Linked DNA regions of Homo sapiens: region 1 is linked to region 2. Evidence: chromatin contacts called from ENCODE Hi-C or POLR2A ChIA-PET data. All regions are on one chromosome and are shown on one strand. Each heading gives the region's core, a stretch centred on a gene start or an enhancer-like site at or near the end of the contact. The rest is flanking DNA. Distances are from core to core; before and after follow the strand shown. Region 1 holds the start of WSB1 (WD repeat and SOCS box containing 1). Region 2 holds the start of LYRM9 (LYR motif containing 9).

Region 1 (3,850 bases), core at 181-2,680, 600 kb before region 2:
GCCTGAACCCGGGAGGCAGAGGTTGCAGTGAGCCGAGTTGGCGCCACTGCACTCTGCTCTGGGAGACAGAGCAAGACTCCGTCTCAAAAAAAAAAATAAATAAATAACCAAAAAAAAAAAAAAGGAGGGGCGATGTTTTATTAAACATTTCGCTATTTGAAGAATTAATACACTCATGCAAAGAAAAGATGAAGTAAACATGCCCTACAGTGTTATCATTTGAGATCTCTTAAAAGCGGCTATGCAGCCGGGCGTGGTGGCTCACGTTGTAATCCCAGCACTTTGGGAGGCTGAGGCGGGCGGATCACTCGAGGCCAGGAGTTCGAGACTAGCCTGGCCAACAGGGTGAAACGCCCTCTGTACTAAAAATACAAAAATTACCCGGGCTTGGTGTCACATGCCTGTACAAATCCCAGCTACTGGGGAGGCTGAGGCAGGAGAATTGCCTGAACCCGGGAAACGGAGGTTGCAGTGAGCCAAGATCACGCCATTGCACCCCAGCCTGGGAGAAGCGAGACTCCGTCTCAAAAAAAAAAAAAAAAAAAAAAAAAAAAGCGGCTATGCAACACTCTACTCTGTCCCATGAATATCTGCCACATATTTGAATTCCCAGTCTTATACGCCCCAGGCCTTTGCAATGTTTAGGGTCCACACGAGAAGCCATTAAAATGCAAATACGTCATCTGTGACCGGGAACCAAGCTGGCATCTAGCAGATACTGACACATTTATCAGTCTGATGTGTGGACAACTAGGTGCCTCCCAGAGGCCTTCAGGTAAGGTGGAGGAAGGGCCAATTCTGAGCTGACACAGTGGGATCCATCTTGGCCAGGACAGTGGGATCCATCTTGGCCAGGACAAAGGCAGTCCAGAGAGGCCCCGCGGCGCGGTGCGGCGCGATCACGCCCGAGTCTCCTTCTCGTTCCCCTCGGCCCTTCCTAAAACCTGCTGGCTCAGGTCTGAACAATCGCAGCTGGACAGGTGGTGCACAACGATGTTAATTTTCATCCTGTCTTTTTCATCAGTGCATCCTTCAGTTCCCTATTACTTGTGGGCTGGGGAGTTGGCCAAATTGAGTGAAAACCTGAAATGTCTTTTTGTTCTTTTGGTTCAGCCAGTTTAAGTTCCATGCAATCTTTAAGCTAGGAGGCTAATAATAATACAATTCTCTGCTTGCCCTTTTCAAAGCCACTTCAGCTTATAAACTCCATATTAGACCATCCAGGCCCAGAAGACGCCACCGGCCTACAGGCAGAGTCAGCGGAACCAGCCTGGGCTGGATCTCCCCCTGCGAGGCCCCCAGGCAACGCCCGCGCCGGGCCGGGGAGATCACGTCCCGTGCGTCGGGAGGCGGGGGCCTCGGGCTGTGACGTCACGTGGCCGCGCCCCTGCCGCCCAGATATCTCCGGCGCCGCCCGCCATTTTGACTCCAGTGTCTCGTTTGCAGTCGGCGCTTTAGGGGAACTGTCTTCCTCCGCAGGCGCGAGGCTGGGTACAGGGTCTATTGTCTGTGGTTGACTCCGTACTTTGGTCTGAGGCCTTCGGGAGCTTTCCCGAGGCAGTTAGCAGAAGCCGCAGCGGCCGCCCCCGCCCGTCTCCTCTGTCCCTGGGCCCGGGAGGGACCAACTTGGCGTCACGCCCCTCAGCGGTCGCCACTCTCTTCTCTGTTGTTGGGTCCGCATCGTATTCCCGGAATCAGACGGTGCCCCATAGATGGCCAGCTTTCCCCCGAGGGTCAACGAGAAAGAGATCGGTGAGGATTGGGACCGTGGGTGGGCGCATGAGGGCCGAGGAGAGGCAGGGACTCCCCGGAGGAGGTTTGGGAGGAAGCGACTCCAAGTCTGAGGGAAGAGCTCCAGTGCGCCAGGGCCAGCCCACTAGCGAGGAGGAGGAAGCCGCCTCGGTGGGAGTTGGCTGAGGGGTAAACGGCACCGACGTGGATGCAGCACCTACTGTGCTCCCTCGCGGTTGCTGTGTGGCTGGGGCGGGCAAGGACCCCGGTTTCTTCGTCGGAGGTCCGCGCAGGGCTCTTGTCCTGGGAGTTCTTGGCTCAGGGCATGACTGTCGAGTGGACAGGGAAGGGCCACTCAGGGACTTTAGGTTTACAATGGGGAAAAGTAAACTTGTGGGTTGTAAGCGGTAATGAAAGGAGGGGGTCCTCGTGTGTACCAACCACTCTTAGATAGAAATGAGATGGAAGAGGTCCCAACAGCCTGGCAAAAGCAATACAGTATTTTTAAAATGGTGTGGCCTTAAGAAACGCAGCGGTTCGGGGGAGGAGACTTTTAGAATTATCTTTCAAACACTTAAGGGAGGAGCTGGGTGGTTGGGTGGAGTGACAGAAGGAAAGCTTTTGTGCGGAAGAGGAAACTCTGGAAAAGGCTTTTCTGGCTTAGTGTCTAGCCCTGGTCGGCTTAGTAAAGGGCAATTAGTGTTGAAGGTTGTGCGTCCACACCTACTTAGTGGCTCAGTGGAAAGCACGTCGCATTATTTAAATCCTCTTTTAAAGTAAAATAACTGGAACAACGTTTGACGGTGTTGGGGGGTGCTGTACATTGGCTGATAACACTTAGCAAACACTGATCTTACTGTGTGAAGTAATAATTAGCTGCGGCCGCTGAGCAGAGAGCATTTACATTTTCCTACTCTTGAAGTGAATGTGTGCCTTTACTAAGTACAAGGAGGAGTTATTTCTAGAGAAGGGAAGAGGCTGAAGTAGCCAAAACGCGCACTATTTTGTATGTGGGTGAATTTTTATATCTAGAAACAGCTGTTTTAGAATTCTGGACTTTTGTTGTCTTAGGGATGATTGATTAGGAAGGGACTTTAACCCTGGTTTTAATAACCATTTTTAAAGATACAAACACAGAAAAAAAAGGGAAAAAATTGTAGCAGAGTTCACACAGAAAAAAGAAAAAAAAAGATGCAAAGAACACAGAATTTGTGTCCAGTTATTATTTTAACTGTATTTTAAGACTAGAAAGTATGTCGCGAAGTGGGACAAAGAACTCAAAAGTTCTTATCAGTCCAGTGGGTTTTTCTTTTACTTTAGTACACCATAATGTTATAGACGAGTGATCTGCCTTTTTTTTAAATCTGTATTTTACTTCATCCTGATAAACCATTTTGAAAACTTTGCGGTCCTGTTTTCTCTCTCTCTTTTTTTTTTTTGAGATGGAGTTTTTGCTCTTGTTGCCCAGGCTGGAGTGCAATGGCACGATCTCGGCTCACTGCAACCTCCGGCTCCCGGTTTCAAGCGATTCTCCTCCCTCAGCCTCCTGAGTAGGTGGGATTACAGGCATGCACACGCCCGGCTAATTTTTGTGTTTTTAGTAGAGATGGGGTTTCTCCATGTTGGTCAGGCTGGTCTCGAACTCCCGACCTCAGGTGATCGCCCACCTCTGCCTCCCAAAGTGCTAGGATTACGGGCGTGAGCCACCCCGCCCAGATTTCCGGTTTTGTTTTCTAAGAGATGGATAGAGATGGATAGCATACCTACATAAAGTAGAACCATCCACTAAGTGTTCCCCCACTAGCCCCCTGATTTCTCTTTTCTTTTCTTTCTTTTTTTTTTTCATATTTAGGTCTCAGTGTTATTTCCTGGATACGTTATAAAAACTTACTAGCTAAGTGCCAGATATCTAGAAGAACTTTTGCTTTTTCTGAGCTTTTTTTAACCCCAGTTTTTTTCTTTGTTTCTTTTTTTGAATTATCATTTGGATACAAGGTTGAACATTTCTCTGCGTAGCTTTTTAAATCTATGAATAAGGATTTACTTTTTTTCTTTTCTTGGGTGTTAATTAAAAGCCAAGCCAAGTTTAGTTTCTCAAGGACATACGGAGAGTAGAGGC
Region 2 (3,662 bases), core at 930-3,429:
GAGATCTGTTTCAATCCCTCTCATCAGTCTCCCCTCCTGCTGTCCTTCCCACACTTCCTGCATTTTAGCCACAGACTGAACTTGGAGGACTCTGGGATCAGACAGTCTGGGTTCAAATCCTGGTTCTATCACCTGCTAGTTCTAGGACCCTGGACGAGTTTCTTAACTTCTATCTCGAAGTCTGTTCCCCATCTGTCAATGCGGTCCCTAATAAATAGTATTTCCTACATAGGACTGTTGTAAGGATGAAATAACGCTCCTAGACTACTAAGCATGATGCCTGGCACACACTACATGTTTCCTACTAACTGTTATTGTTAATACCATCTCTGAAACATGCTGTGCTTTCCCCTACCTTGACTTCTTCACCTGCCTCAAGAATTCCCCTTCATCCTTAGAGATCCAGTTCCCTGTCACCTCCTTCAGGCTTTCATCCCATGCTGTTCACACCCCTATTACAGTCATCACACTGCTCTGTAATCACTTATTGTGATTATAATCGATGTGACAGAACTTAGAGCAGGTTTTGGAGACAAAGAACCCTAGTTTAAAAGCCTACCTCTGCTATCTACTAGCTGTGTAATCCTGGCCAACCTGGTTGACTTCTCTGGACTTCTGCTTCCCCCACTGTAAACTGGAGAAAAGAATAACCCACCTCACAGGGGTTTTGTAAAGACCAACCTAGCTAACTTATGGAAAGTGCCTAGCACAGGGGCTGGCACATCTTAAGTGCTTGAACATCTTTTTTTTTTTTTTTTTGTCCTGAGACAGGGTCTCACTCTGTCACCCAGGCTGGAGTACAGTAGCATGATCAGGGATCACTGCAGTCACAACTGCCCGGGCTCAAACGATTCTACCTCAGCCTCTCAAGTGGCCGGGATCACAGGCACACGCCACCACGTCTGGCTAATTTTTTTAATTATTTATAGAAACGAAGTCTTACTATGTTGCCCAGGCTGGTCTCAAAATTCTAGGCTCAAGTGATCCTCTTTCCTCAGCCTCCTACGGTGCTGAGATTATGGGCATGAGCCACTGCGCCCAGCGTTGAACATCTTACCCTTTCCTACTTTATTTGGCTTTCTGTTCCTTGCTGACTGTAAGCTTCTGAAGAACAAGAAACTATACTGTATTAGTTCAACACCTGTGAAATGAAGGGAAATTAGTAAGAAAAATATATATACGGTTATTAGTCACTCCTCCACAGTTTATAGTACCTGAACCATAACAGAAGTTCCATAGATGTCAATTGATTCCCAAGTTACCAGAGGAAACTAAAGCCAGCAGGAAACTGTCCTGAAGTCAAGAACCTATGGCAGGTGAACCCAGAAAACATTACGCTAAGTGAACAAACCCAGTCACAAGGGGCTACTTAATGTATGATTCCATTTATACGAAACATCCAGAATAGGCAAAAGTACAGAGACAGAAGTACATTGGTGGTTGCCTAGGGCTGGGAGAATGGGAGTAGATGGGAGGGGGGAGTGACAGCTAAAGGAGGTGTTTCTTTTGGGGGGTAATGTTCTAAAACATTATGGTGACAGCTGCACAACTCTGCAAACACACTAAAAGACACTGAATTGTGCACTTTAGATGGGTGAACTGTATGCTTCGTGAATTATATCTCAATAAAACTTTTTAAAACAATAACCACAAAAAGGATCAATCCTAGGAGCGAAAGGGTTTTGGCCACGGAGCAACTTGCTCTTACGCAGAAGCATAAATCATCACGACAAGGTTGCTCCGGCCACCGGGTGCCGCGGGCAGAGGGACGGTGGAGGGGACATTCTCCTTTTAAAAGTGGCCAGGCCCGTGAGCCTCTGAGAGGCTGGCCTCCGGGCTGCCCCGGACCTCGCGCCCCTAGCTCGCGCTGCAGGCCTTTCCTGCTCCTCCGAGGCCGCCCGGCCAGGCCTGCGTCAAGCCCGGGCGCCGCGCTCCGGTGCACTCAGCTCTCCGGTGGAAGAGCGCAGACCGCAAGGGAAAAGGTGCCGGCGCGGGTCGCCCCTAGGTCTTCAATAGATCCGAGGACACCCGAGGCCTCCACATCCCTAGCCCGCCCCCGCCACCCAGTGGCTCCGGCCGCCGCTGCCCCCGCGCCCCCGCCCTCGGCCTCGGCCTGCGCAGCGCGGCTCACCAGCCTCCAGGGGAACGCCAGCCCCGGACGCCGCCGCGGCGACGAGTGCGCCTGCGCCCCGGGGACTGAGCGGCACCGCCCCTGCCCGGCGACGGTGAGCCCAGCGCCCTCTGCCGGCCGCGCGCGGGACTCGGGGTCCTACTGGGTGCCTCTTCCTAGATCCGACCCCACCCAGTTGAAAGCTGTCCCCACTAACAGCCTTCGTTACCTGTTACCTCAAACACCCACTCTGCCTTCTGGCTGTTGCTACGCCGGATATAAGCCCTAAAGGCACTCTCTCCTCCTTATTCCTGAATATGGATTGTGCTATGAATATGGGGTGTTCAAGATCTCTGAAAGGCTTGCTGGAGGACTTTTCCTGAACCTCTCGTGTTGATGACAAGAATTGTGTTTGGATAGGAATCTGCGTTTTGAATCATTTCACCAAATTACAGTCCCATAACACCTGTCAAAAGAATAAATATGACAGTAATAAGCATGCTTCCTTTCAGACCCATCTATAATTATAATTGAGGAAAATAATACAAAATTTAAACTTAGAGCTACTGCCAGTATCATTCTTTGAAAATGAAATAATGCTGTTTATTAAATAGGCTCTCCCTGCTCTCTAATGTTTAAAGCTCAAGTGCTTCTCTGAATTGATTTAAATACAAGTTTTATATCCTGAAAGAAATCAAGATGAGTCATTATCTTAAGACAAACCCCCCTGTTCAATGATGCTGCTGATCTCTCAGCTGATGTCTAAGCGGGAGTTAGGTTGTTAGTGGATAATATTGCTTCTGTTCACGTCTCTCTTCTCCAGGGCTTTTTAAACCTGTTTGTAACGAAAAGGCTGATTTCCTTCAGACTCCATGTGTCGTTGATTTAACAGGACAACTTCTTACAGGTTTTTCTTTTTCCTTTTTCTTTTTTTTTTTTTAAGTAAAACATTGCTCCCCGGTGGCACCTGGGAATCTGTTTTTCTTCTCTTAGGATAAGAGAAGCAGGGATATTTCTTAACGGAAGTTTTGTTTTGTTCCTAACTCCCTTTAGAGCTTCCTCTTTTCTTTTTTTTTCTCTTCACCTAACATACTAGACTTCCCTCAAATCGGGGGTGGGGGATGGGAAGGTGGGGTTCCCTCCCTTGAAATATTCAGATAATTGCTTCCATTTATTTTAAAGATGTAGACTTGGACAAATATATCTGAAAGATACAATTGTACCCTCATAAATCAGCCCTCTTATTTACACATGCATAATCAAGGGCACGTCATTAATGCAGAGCCAATCAATAAATCATTAAGCTTTTAAAGCCCTTATTAAGAACAATCTGCAGTAACATCATCCACTCCTGTGCTCAGTCTTAGGATCATTTAATAATTTTAAGAAATTTCACAGTCTGTTCTGTAGTCTCATCTCCCTTTTGTTCCTAGATAGCTGTATTCCTGCATCAGAAACATGGTTCTAATACCTAGATCTCATAAAATATTGAAGATGCAAGCTGTTTGCTTTACCTCTGAAAGGCTCCACCTTCAGAATCACTTGTGCCTCT

What was found. A loop is a pair of places that touch in the nucleus more often than their neighbours do. ChIA-PET counts read pairs that join two places held with the same protein, here RNA polymerase II (POLR2A). Pooled maps may share reads with other maps.
Region 1: a map of B cell shows a loop between it and region 2 (8-fold over the local background). The contact joins the promoter of WSB1 here to the promoter of LYRM9 in region 2. A Hi-C loop is called at or near these places in 4 of 168 maps with a recorded cell type or tissue (B cell, CD8-positive, alpha-beta T cell and naive thymus-derived CD4-positive, alpha-beta T cell), 3 of 37 single-sample maps with no recorded cell type and 12 of 50 pooled maps. POLR2A ChIA-PET finds 5 or more read pairs at or near these places in 3 of 52 experiments (B cell, WTC11 and activated naive CD4-positive, alpha-beta T cell).

The regions. Positions count from the first base shown.
Region 1 is chr17:27,292,684-27,296,533 of GRCh38, forward strand. WSB1 (WD repeat and SOCS box containing 1) reads left to right here and starts at 1,431. Exons shown (of 9, transcript NM_015626.10): 1 at 1,431-1,752. The coding sequence starts at 1,713. It overlaps MIR4522 (microRNA 4522), which reads right to left and starts at 1,313; the gene lies at 1,227-1,313. RefSeq lists enhancers at 1,160-1,209, 1,580-1,639, 1,650-1,709 and a silencer at 1,250-1,459.
Region 2 is chr17:27,891,186-27,894,847 of GRCh38, forward strand. LYRM9 (LYR motif containing 9) reads right to left here and starts at 2,180. Exons shown (of 4, transcript NM_001076680.3): 1 at 2,132-2,180. RefSeq lists a silencer at 1,812-2,361.